Regions from separate parts of the Homo sapiens genome. Here region 2 is linked to region 1. A link is a contact called in ENCODE Hi-C or POLR2A ChIA-PET data. All regions are on one chromosome and are shown on one strand. Each heading gives the region's core, a stretch centred on a gene start or an enhancer-like site at or near the end of the contact. The rest is flanking DNA. Distances are from core to core; before and after follow the strand shown. Region 1 has its middle 140 kb from the start of SGIP1. Region 2 overlaps IL12RB2 (interleukin 12 receptor subunit beta 2).

Evidence for each region. A loop is a pair of places that touch in the nucleus more often than their neighbours do. ChIA-PET counts read pairs that join two places held with the same protein, here RNA polymerase II (POLR2A). Pooled maps may share reads with other maps.
Region 2: a map of GM12878 shows a loop between it and region 1 (4-fold over the local background). The contact joins two enhancer-like sites. A Hi-C loop is called at or near these places in 1 of 168 maps with a recorded cell type or tissue (GM12878), 4 of 37 single-sample maps with no recorded cell type and 6 of 50 pooled maps. POLR2A ChIA-PET finds 5 or more read pairs at or near these places in 1 of 52 experiments (activated CD8-positive, alpha-beta T cell).

What each region holds. Positions count from the first base shown.
Region 1 is chr1:66,393,845-66,400,195 of GRCh38, forward strand. No RefSeq gene overlaps it. Among named protein-coding and RNA genes, the nearest start is that of SGIP1, 140 kb to the right of the region's middle. RefSeq lists an enhancer at 3,459-3,638. Within about 2 kb of position 2,734, at least 5 of the 41 ENCODE cell types and tissues checked have a DNase peak (open chromatin) inside an H3K27ac peak, as active enhancers do.
Region 2 is chr1:67,328,417-67,334,460 of GRCh38, forward strand. IL12RB2 (interleukin 12 receptor subunit beta 2) reads left to right here. Exons shown (of 17, transcript NM_001374259.2): 7 at 1,171-1,313; 8 at 2,244-2,394. Among named protein-coding and RNA genes, the nearest start is that of IL12RB2, 24 kb to the left of the region's middle. Within about 2 kb of position 4,780, at least 4 of the 41 ENCODE cell types and tissues checked have a DNase peak (open chromatin) inside an H3K27ac peak, as active enhancers do.

The DNA.
Region 1 (6,351 bases), core at 1,484-3,983:
TGGGCAAACTGGACCAGCAGATAAATGGAAGTACATCCCTGATGGACTGCAGCCAAATTCAGCCAACAGCCCCAGCTCCAGGCTCAGGCCAGCCTGGACATAGTGCAGGAGGATCTAACTGGCCAGGGCCATCTCCCCTGCCCCAGCTGCATATTCCCCTCATGTGGCTCAGAGTGGACAGCTAATAGGGGATCTGTGTTTCAGAAGAAAAGGATGAAACAAGGCCATACCAAAAGAGGAAGCAGCAGAACTTTGCTCAAAAGAGTTATCAGCTGCAGGGAGTCTCCAGAAATGCTGAAAGGAGGCCTGGACAACAACTGCTTGACTGAGCACAGCCAGCTCTGTTCATGGATGACAGACATGCTTCGGTGGCCAGTGAGCTTAGAAGACAGAGGCCTGTGTTCACGTCCCAGCTCTGCCACATCTATAGTGATGGGCAAGTCATTTATCCTCTCCAACTCTCAGTGTTCTCCACTTTCCCTGTCAAAAGGGCATAATAATGGTCTCTATTTCATATGGCTATTGAGACAATAAAACAATTTATTGCATAGAACATTAATAATTCTGAAGGATTGTTGTTAACTTTTTAATCTTCTTCTTTCATCTTCCGGGGACCCAGATCCATTATTTGTATTTGTATTCCAAGAGAAGAGGAACGGGTATGTGAACAGCCACATATTGGGTCACTTTACATGAACTACCCTCTGAATTCTCCCATGGGCCCCACAAGAAGGGCATTAAGATCTCTCACGGGCAGAGAAGTTGAAATTCAGAGAAGCAAAATCACCTATGTAATATCCCAAGCTAATTTAAGGCAAACAAGTAATTCTGTCTACCCCCAAACTCCTGCCTGTCCACCAACCAGACTGCCTTCCCCAGCTCAAATCTCCACAACCTGTTAGTGCCACCTGCCCCTGTACACCTGCTGCCACGGGAACAAGGGTCCCATCCCCTCAGGCCTCACGCGGACCGGGAACATGGCCTTTGTTTTACTGGCAAAGCTGACCCAGGCCAGGACACAGCCAGATCCACCATCCCTGGGCTCGGGACTATTGTGGGTCACAGATATCCCTTTGACAGTGAGATGTCACACCTGGAACCCACTACCTAGCAAAACATAAGAATTTGGAGTAAAACACCATTTTTAAAAATCTACATGTGCCTTTATCCCACAGGGAGTTCCTGAGGCTTCAGGGAGACTTTCAGGGGTCCAGAGAACCCAGAGGGATAAGGGGCTGGGAGTAATTTTAATGGTGTAGGATCTCATAGGATGGAGTGAAGTGGAGAGTTGCGGGAGGCATTTTTACACTGCTTATCCCACAACACTCTCTAATATGGTTTAGCCCTTTCACCACACAAAGTAAGAAGCTGACGGTTAGACACACAGGGGAGAGGCTGCTTCATATGGCAGAAAGAGCTGGGACTGCCAGTCCATGAGATGTTTGTTACAGTTCTCATTTCTTTACTTATTTTGCTGGGTGATCTTGGGCAAGTGGCCTAGCTGCTGTTACAACACAACCACAATGATAACTGCCATTCATTGGGTGCTTCCCAAGGGCTAGGCCTTGTCCTAGCCTCTGAACGTTTATTATTGCATTTCCTCTTCACAATAACCATAGGAGGTAGCCATGATTTTCTCCCTTTCGTGGATGAGGGTTGAAGCATGCTGCAGACTCAAAGCCCCTCCCCAGGGCTCTACATCTACCGTAAGGCCACCTTGGGCAGACACTTCTCCTTTATAGAGCAGGGAGCCTCTGACAATGCAAACGTCAATGTCAGATAATTTTTTTTCTTTTAACAATCGTCACTCTGGATGATGCTGGGGTGGTGTGTGTGTGAGGAGTGTTTCCTAGAGAGACATTCATGACAGTTCTTAAGGTCAGGGGCGGTATGGCTGGAGCCACATTTGTGAAATTTAATCACCAAGATTCCCCTTCTTTCAAAAGAGTAGAGCTCCTTCTTCTCCTTTCCAGGCTCTCTGTTTCCGGAGCTTTGGGCTTTACTCTCTAAGAGTTTCAGATGTGTTGAAACTCTGTAGAATTCAGGGGAAATCTTGCTGGGTCAGAGCCTGCACAGTTATCCCTCTGGGAGTTTCCAGCTTTGTGTGGGCTCAATGTCAACAATTTTTGTTCGAGAAGCTCTAGAGCTGGCCAAAGGCCAAAGTTACCCTGGCCAGGTTGTTGGTGAGAAAACTTAAAGGTTATACTTCTATAAGAAGAAAGAGAAATTGTCTTAGCCACAGGCAAATGACAAATGTGTACAAGGGTTTTACATTTGCCATCTCATTCAGCTTCCACACGGGAGACAGGGGATAGTATCCCCATTTTAAAGAAGAGAGAATTGAATTGGCCAAGGTCACCCAGATAATAGTAGAATTGGGAGAGATTTTTCTTTTCAAAACCAGCTCTTCATTGCCCATCGTTCCTTGCTAATTCTCCAGCTGAGACACAGGATCATGTTGCAGTATAAGAACATACCAGACTAGCTGGGATTAAATTTTGGCCTGACTGTGGGCTAGTTACTTAATCATTCTGAATCTCAGTTCCTCATGCATGAAATGAGGCTGAAATTACCAGTATTTGCTTCACAGGGCTCTTGTGAGTTTTCAATGGGTTAATATGGGGGAAATCTTAGAACAATGTACATGACATAGTGTCAGCTATTTTAATCATATAACTTGATTTAAGAAATGCACTGTTGTTTTAGCAGGTATATAGTGTACACTAGGGGAAGGAAAATAATTCTCAGACAACAAATCAGACTCTGTGCCGGGTGGGTGCTTCAGACTCATAACTCATTTAGAGTGTTACCACAGTCCTATGAGTGAAGCACTTAACAGATGAGGAAACTGAGAAATAATGTGCAATGTGACTAATGTTGCTCAGCTACAGAGTATTCGAGCTGGAACACAAACCCCAGGCTGACCCTAGCACTTCTACCTTTCCCTCTGTCGTGGTGTCCGACGCCACTGGATGGAAACGAAGCAGCCCAACAAGAAAGCATGTGCTGGAAAACACATATATGTGACTAGAGGACCACCAGGGAGGGAAGGGCTGCCATCTTACTAACGTTGCCTTATTTTACAAATAAGTTATTTCCTGACCTAGTCTTCTGTACATTTAATTGTGATTAATACTGAAAATTAAAATGCACAAAGCACAGAGGAACCTGGTATTTCAGGAGCCTCCTGTAATTGATTCAGAATTTGAAGACATTCATCTGTATTTGTTGTTTATTGTCTTCCTACTATGTGCTGGATCTGAGGGTTAGAAGGTTAATGGAGGAGTGACACAAAGATTAAATAATGACACACTGAATGGCATGTTCACTAATGATGATAAGCACCATTAAAGACAGCTGGATGGAATTTAAAGGGGTAGATGGTAGTCTGGTCTGATCTAGCCAAGGGCCCAAGAGACAGCATGCAAAAGTCTAAAGGAAGAAGAGAAGGAAAGGATAAATATCACAGACAGAAAGAAAAGCATGAGCAAAGGCTTTATGGCAGAAGGAGCATAGACTATTTGAGGAACTGAAAGATTCTCTCTGTGTCTAGACCACAGAAAAAATGGGTTAAAGAAGTTCAAGATGAGGTTGGAAAGGCAGGAAGGGGCCAGAGTATGCAGAACACTGGTTATCATATAGAATCGGTCTTTGTTCTAAAAGGATGGGGAGGGATTCAGATAAAAAAAATTAAGATTTTTTTACAAGGGCTGTAAAATTGCAAGTAATCTGTTTAGGTTATGATTAACACAACATCATATCATTGTATTATATACTAACATATGGTTAGTATCCATCATATTGTGAAGGTATGACAAACAGCCTTCAACTTACATCCAATTCTGAGGATAATTAATGGCTATGGGAATAATGTGTTGAGACTCAGTGGGTATATCTGGATCCAGTAGGAATGAATACTATTATCCATTAACAATATAGGCCTGTCCAGGCACAGTGGCTCATGCCTATAATCCCAGCCCTTTGGGAGGCTGAGGGGGGCAGATTGCTTGAGGCCAGGAGTTTGAGACCAGCCTGGCCAACATGGTGAAACCCTGTCTTTACAAAAAATACAAAAATTAGCCAGGTGTGGTGGCGCATGCCTATAGTCCCAACTACTCGGGAGGCTGAGGCATAAGAATTCTTGAACCCAGGAGGTGGAGTTTGCAGTGAGCCGAGATCGTGCCACTGCACTCCAGCCTGGGCGACAGAGAGACTCTGTCTCAAAAAACAAAACCAAACAATGTAAACCTGGAATAGACTGAAGCTGGGTGTTCTAACTGTGGCTGCATAAAGCAAAGGGGCTCTGTCATAAGACTGCCCCAGGTCTGAATCACAGCTGTGCCACTTGGTATCTGCTGGAACTTGGGCAGTTTACTTAGTAACTCAGAATCTCAGCTTCCCAAGCTGTAAAATAGACATAGAAGTACCCATCTTCAAGGGACTTTATGAGGATTATTGGAGTTGAAATGTTTAACAATTAGGCACATGATGGACTTCATAATAATAAACTTTCTTAATGTATAAAGAGAATTTGGAAGTATAATTGCAGAATATTTAAAGTTGAAACTACCTTAGGGTAAGTGGGAAGGAAAAAACAGAAAGGACAACTTATTTCAACTTTTCTCAACATAAGTTATCTTTAAGTATGAGTGCTACACAATAGACCTTTACAAAAACAACCAAGAGGGCAGGTGTATGCTCTGCATGCATTCATTCACCAGGTTTGGTAAATGAGTTACCCATTTACCCCGGTAGTATAAGAGATTATTAAACTGTGGCACCAAAAGACAGACATACTAGATGTTGGACACTTGAGCAAATTTGTAAGCTGTCCATCCAAATTTTTAAGCTGCAAAAAGGAAATTGTTAGAAAACCATTAGATGACTTGCACACATTGAGGAGATGAGACAGTTGGGATGCTGAAGATTAAGAGGATTTGTGAAGAGGATTTCATCAGAGAGAGGTGTTAGTGAACAGAGTCTCAGATAACTCCCGGGTTTTAACTTTTTCAGGCATAGTGCCAGGTACAAAGTTGATATTCAACAAGCATTTATTGAATGAATGATTGAATGAATAACTGATATATCACTATAACCTGAAATAGGTAAGAAATAGGGAAAGAGCATTAAGAGTCTTTAATCTTGAGGCTGCAAATAAATTATATCACATAAAATTAAGAAAGTTGGCTGGGGGCAGTGGCTCCCATCTGTAATCCCAGCACTTTGGGAGGCCAAGATGGGCGGATCACGAGGTCAGGAGCTTGAGACCAGCCTGGCCAATATAGTGAAACCCTGTCTCTACAAATAATACAAAAAATGGCTGAGTGTGGTTGCTCATGCTTGTAGTCCCAGCTACATGGGAGGCTGAGGCAGAAGAATTGCTTGAACCTGGGAGGCAGAGGTTGCGCTGAGCCGAGATCGCACCACTGCACTCCAGCCTGGGTGACAGAGCGAGACTTTGTCTCAAAAAAAAAAAAATTTTAAGAAAGTTTGCAGGTGTGATGAGGGAGCCAATTTTTATAATCTTTGAAGAGTATGGAGTAAAATTATAGAAGACTAGAAATAGTTTCTCCTTTACAAAAAAAGCTGAATTTCAGAAATGATAAAACTGTGCCATTAATTTTGGCAAAACACTAAAGTGTATTTCTAAACAGTTAGTCATGAAAGTAGTCTTCACCAGGAGCTAGCATTTGTCTGTTAGGGTTACTAGAGTAGCCTGAACAGGAACATACTAAAAATAATGTATTCTGATTTTAGGGAGAGATTTGATAGCTGGGTAATTGCAAAAATGTGGTTGCAATGATAAGACAGGCATAATTGTAGTTTGTAACTACCTTACACAAATTCATTAATGGCAAATTAGTCTAGATGGAATCCCTAGATTCAGGATGTAGAGTAGTGGTTTGCAGTCCTGGTCAACTGTTAAACAAGGAAACTTTTACAACACATCAATATCTGCCTCCACACTCAGAAATTTAGATTTTTTTTGTCTGGTATGGAGTCCAGCCATTTGAATATTTCAAAAATTCTCTAGTGTTCTAACATACAAAGTTTTAATCACTATTTTCTTAATGTTCTATTCTTGGCCATGGACTTTACAATATATTTTTAAGGAACATATTGAATGAAGACAGAAAAACTCCTTGTGTTGTGTTTGTAGATGAGTCAAAACTAGAAAATGATGACATTAAGCCTGAAATGAGCAAACAAATGAAAACCTTCAACAAGACAGAAAAATGAGCAAAGACACTCACAAAGTAAAATGTCTTGTTACAGAGGTATTTTGCTAATGAAATGAGTCAACACGTAGAAAGAACTTAGAGCAGAATTAGGTACATGCACACTCAATAC
Region 2 (6,044 bases), core at 3,530-6,029, 940 kb after region 1:
TATAATTATTTTTAAAATCACTCAAATCTTTTTTATATGGTTGTTTCAAGAAAGACAGAGATTGATGGAAATTGGCCAACAGGCATAAGCAAAAGATAGAAGTTACTTTGATGCAAGTAAAAGGGTGCATTATTCTGAGCTATCTAAAGATGGCTATACAAAGTGGGATGTTCAACATTATTCTCTCTATTGAAGAAATTAGCCCCTGGATTCAAATCCCATGAAAGAACCAGCTACTAATGATACCACCTGACTGAGGAGAGGGTCCTGTGAGGTCATTCAAGATGCTCAGTGCAAGCCCTTCTTGGAGGAGGTGTCCTTTCGCCCCCATGGCTACTCCCATTGTTGTGAGATAGGCTACATGTGGGCCTGCTAGGCTAGAGCAGCGAGGTACAAACTATAAATAAAATTTCTCAAGTCACAGATGCATCTTGCTCTGAGAATACTCACCTCCATCCCTGGAGTGAGCCAGTACATTTCTGAGCAAATGTAATCGGTCCAGTTGAATCAGAGGCCAATCTCAAGCATTCCAAGTTCTGACCATCCAGGCAGAACTGGGCTGCCTGAAGTTCCAACCTCACACTATGTGCTTCTCGCCTCTCTTTCCATGGCACTTCTCTGCATACATATTGCTAACGATGAGTCTGATCATTGGCATTTACTATACACTTTTCCACCATATTTCTTCTCAGGCTTCCTCCCATTTCTTTCATAGACCGTTCATCTCTAGGCTACCTTCTCGCCCCCTTGTTCTTTTCCTCTGTCCCTTTGCTATGAATTTTCCTACGAACATTTCTTCTCCTCCTGAGGCAGTCATCACTAGCCGTCTCTGGCTTCTCAGTCATTGGAACTCTTGGGTTTGGCACATTGGTTTTTGAAAAACCACTGGACTAAGTGTAGTTGAAACTTACCACTAATGTTGGTAGTAGTTATTTGGTGAAAATGAGATTTGATTAAGGGGGATTATTTTAAAGATTCAGAAGTGAATCCAGCTTTTAAAAAAGTTCTTTCTTAAAGCCTGGAACTTTTCTCTTGTATATTTTACCAAATTTGATGGTTGTGCATCTCAGAACTGAGTTTTGTCAAACTCTTTATAGCTCATGCCAGTACATAAGACAATTGCTGATCACAGATCCTGAACCACACTTTTTTGTTTGTCCTGGTTACTAGTGAGGCCTCTTCCTCCGTGGGACATTAGAATCAAATTTCAAAAGGCTTCTGTGAGCAGATGTACCCTTTATTGGAGAGATGAGGGACTGGTACTGCTTAATCGACTCAGATATCGGCCCAGTAACAGCAGGCTCTGGAATATGGTAATTATCTTTAGAGTGAAGGAAAAAACACTGAAGCATTCTTAATATTGCTGCGCAGACCTCTGTCTTTTCATACAGCAAAAAATAGAGTTTAAGAATATTTATCCCAAAAGTACACACGAGAGAATTATCAGAAAGTCATGTATGCCTCTGTTGATTAAGAAATATCTTGAATTTTGATCTCTGATTCTGAAATTTTTAAAGCTTTTGTAAACCAATATTAATTTTCTATAGTTTATTTCTAACAGAGGATTCATTTCTCCTTATTATTTACCCTGTCCTGTTATTATTTTTTAGCATTTAAAAAAGATATTGAAAAGAGAAATATTAAGAAATGTCCACAGAGAGTTATATAGAATTTAATATTCCAAAGAAAAGGTCTACAATTTAATATAATATTAGGCATTGCATGTTTTAAAATAAAAGGTATAGGATTATGATTCTTTCCGGGATTGTTGTAAAATTCAATGGCTTATAATAACAAAGGATCAGTCCCACAGATAGCTGATATTCAAGAGAGTATAACTAATTAAAGGGTTTTTTTAAAAAAAAAAAAAGCCAGTGCTATGTTTGTGTTAAAACATTCATCACATCCTAATTGTAATCAAATAAAAAATAATCTCTAGTGTAGAAACTTTGTAGTTTTCAATCTTATTTTTCAGCTGGTTTCAGGATTCCCCTCGAGAACCTACATAGATGGGTTCTTAGTACCCAGAGATTTTGTTTTATTTTTAATGAGATGCTATCATTTCAGATTAATATCATATCTATTCGGTAAGACAGTCACTGATATTTCTTCTCATTTAATGGTAGGTCTGAAAAACAAATAAGATCAAATAGCCTGGGTTTTTTTTTTTTCATTTTATGTTAAAATTCCTTAAATTAGCAATCTAGTATTAATAGGCACTTTAAAAAAATGTCTGTTTCAAGGTTAATGTTACAAAGGCCAAAGGAAGACATGATTTGCTGGATCTGAAACCATTTACAGAATATGAATTTCAGATTTCCTCTAAGCTACATCTTTATAAGGGAAGTTGGAGTGATTGGAGTGAATCATTGAGAGCACAAACACCAGAAGAAGGTATATGTCCAAAATATACATACCTATCGGGGAGCAATAAAGGGGAGAGAGGGGGGAAGATGTAATGATTTCCTTGGAATAGAATCTTTAAACTACTGGTGCTGAATCAAAAAGCATGACTGCATTAGTTAACAAGTTAATTTTTATATTAACTTAAGTGCTGAAACTGTTCAAGGAAATATGTTTGTGTTGCAAGGAAATTTTTAACATTGGGTAAGTTCTACTCCTGTTTGCTATCAGTCATGTTGGTTATAATGCTTGGTTATAACTTATCTCTCTTACTATCTCAGTAACTTATTTCACAGAGCTATAACCAGTAATTAATCTCATTTCTTGTTAAAGCTTCATATGTTTTATATTTTTGATTCTATGAAAAGTAATGTGGCTCAATAAGCCATATGGAAAGCTTGAAAGAAAGTAGGCTCTGGAGACACATATTTCAAAATAAAATTTAGCATCCAGCAATCCTCTCTTGTCCAAATATTATAACACTGTACTTCAAGCCTTTGATATTTACTGCACAAATGAGAACCACCTGGCCACCCATAACTATGAAAAGGATATCAAATGTGTTTTTCAGTCTGATGAATTTTTCTTTTTTAGTAATTATTGGGAAGGGAATGTTATTGAAGTATAAGAAAATATTTTATTGAAGCAAAAATGCCTATGTAAACTTTATGCCAATATTAAATCTTTGGAGACACAAGAAATAGCCATCTGAATATTAGTTTTTAAAAGCACTCATTTAGGCCGGCATGGTCGCTCAGGCCTGTAATCCCAGCACATTGGGAGGCTGAGGTGGGCAGATCACGAGGTCAGGAGTTCGAGACCAGCCTGGCCAGCATGGTGAAATCCCATCTCTACCAAAAAGACAAGAAATTAGCCAAGCATCGTGGTGCGTGCCTGTAATCCCAGCCATTCGGGAGGCTAAGGCAGGAGAATCACTTGAACCCAGGAGGCAAAGGTTGCAATGAGCCAAGATTGTGCCACTGCAATCCAGCCTGGGCAACAGATCGAGACTGCATCTCATAAATAAATAAATAAATAAATAAATGCACTCATTTAGTGATATAGTAGAGAGTCTTTCATAATTTATATAAATTTGACTCAGAGAAAAACTTTTTGGCATATAATCCATTGTTCATTATCTGGAGCTTTTGTAACATTAACGTGCAAAATCTAAATTCTTATTTGTGAAATTTATGGATATGTGTGCATGTAAACTAGCCTCATAATTAAGTTGCATTTATTTTCTGTGAGCTACTAATGGCTTTTGATAACTGATGATCCTTAGCAATCATACATCAATGACATTCAAGGAACGGAAGGGCCTTTAGCAGAATATAATACCTAATATATGATTCATAGAATAATCTTATATTCTTCCTTACTTCTTGTATTAATTGCATTTTTTTTTTTTTTTGAGACAGAGTCTTGCTCTGTCACCCAGGCTGGAGTGCAGTGGCACAATCTCAGCTCAGTGCAACCTCTGCCTCCTGTGTTCCAGTGATTCTCCTGCCTCAGCCTCCCAAGTAGCAGGGATTACATGCATGCGCCACCATGCCCGGCTAATTTTTGTTATTTTCAGTAGAGACAGGTTTCACCATGTTGGCCAGGCTGGTCTCGAACTCTTGACCTCAGGTGATCCACCTGCCTCGGCCTCCCAAAGTGCTGGGATTACAGAATATATTTTAAAAATTGTCTAAAAGTGAATTTATCCAACAAATGATAATTTATTACCACTCATTTTATAATAAAATCTCTTAATGTTGAACCACTTGCCCTCTGGTTGTTACTTTTATAATCCAGAGCTTACTCATAATATCGTTTTATTATATATAGTCAAAGTAATTTTTTTAAAGACTATCTCATGAATTAGATTTTGTTTATATATGTGGTACAGATAAAACTTCTGAAAATGGGCTATATTTTATATCCAAGTTCAAGGTAGTAAGTAGTCTGAAAAATATTTAAGTTATATCACATTAAGCTAAACTATAAACTAGGGAAACTCTGGGCTTGTGAATTCTTGTCATTCTTACTCACATATGATAATGACCTAGTTAGAGATGTGTGAAAAGGTTTTTCTTTTCTTTTTTAAAAAGTGTTTGTCTTTTGAATTAAAATTCCTTCAAGGCAGCACAGTAACTTTCTTATTTCCTATAAAATAAACCACCATCATAACAATGAGTATAGCAACTCATTATGGTTATGAACTCATGGATGATTATGAATTGAACCTAGGAAGCTGGCTTATTCAGTCACTGAAGGTATTCATAAAGAGAGAAACCCATACTCTGAGATACACCACCTTTACCAAGCTCTGTTGGCTTCCTTTCTGTCTCTGAATCTCCCTTTTCTATGTTTGATTTTTCTGTGGGTTGTTGTAGGTCTTTTTTCTCTTACTCTAGGCTGCTTGGTTTTCACCCCTTACCCGCTGTTTCTGTCATCAGTTTCTTTATGAAACACCAACTGATGTAAACGTAAAAGGTGTGAATTTTTTTTAACACGTCTTCCTTTTAACCCTTTCAATGTGTACTCATATGTAACTTGGCATTTAAAAAAAATTAATAGTAAGCTTTTTTTTTTTTTTTTTTAGGTACTCTCTAAAACTGTGAATGACTCTACAACAGAGTCAGCCTTTTTGCAGCCTTTGCTTCTCAAAATTGAGAGAAATGTAACATCTCCGGGTGGATTGGTGTAGTTGTTTATATCATTTGAACAGTGGGTTAGGGCTTCCTTTACTCCATAGGGCCCTTTACTATGTCATTAAATTCAGCTCCTATCACTGAAAAACACTTTTTAAATGACCGAAAAGTAAGGGATAGGAGGAAAGAAACTACTTTGCTGTGTTTAAGAGAACAGTCTTGAAATCAGCATCCATCAAAGGCAGGCCTGATAGTGACACTGGGAAGAGAGCAGCCACATTTTCCTTGTAGTGGGAAAACATTCTTGAATTTGAGCTCAAGGTGTCCAGACATGCCTGAGAACATGCACAGGTATTGAGGGAAGGTGATCTCTCACCACTTAGAACACCCAGGAAGAGATGCCAAAATACTGATTAATCAGCTATTCCTTAGAGCTATGTTACCAATATGTCTCTGTCTGTTAATCCGCCATTTTAAAAAGTCTTATTTGCAGTTTGTGATCTTGCTCAACTCTATTACAGCTAACAAAGGAATCGTTGCATGTTCATTCGTACTTTGGAGGGGCAGAGTGGTAAAGGAGAAACCTTCCCCCATCATGGTGACAGCAAGGGTGAGGGGTGAATAATCCCTAAAGGGGGAGAAAATGAAGAGTTACCAGCTGCAGCCACCTCTTCCCACATTGAGAAGCTAGGAAATTCATGCACTCATTTGTAATTTAAAAATATTGCCAAGATAAGATAGGTGTGAACAATTAAATACTAGAGATTATTTTGGATAGCAAACATTTGATAACAGTCAAGCTTGGTGGATTGGCAAACATTTTCTCTACAGGTCCAGATAGTAATATTTTCAGCTTTGCGGATCATACGATCTGTCGCAACTGCTAAATGTGCTATTGTCACATGCAAGCTGCCATTGACAATACCTAAACAAACAGGCATGGCTGTGTTCCAACAAAACTTTATTTATGTATGCTGAAATTGGAATTTTATGTAATCTTCA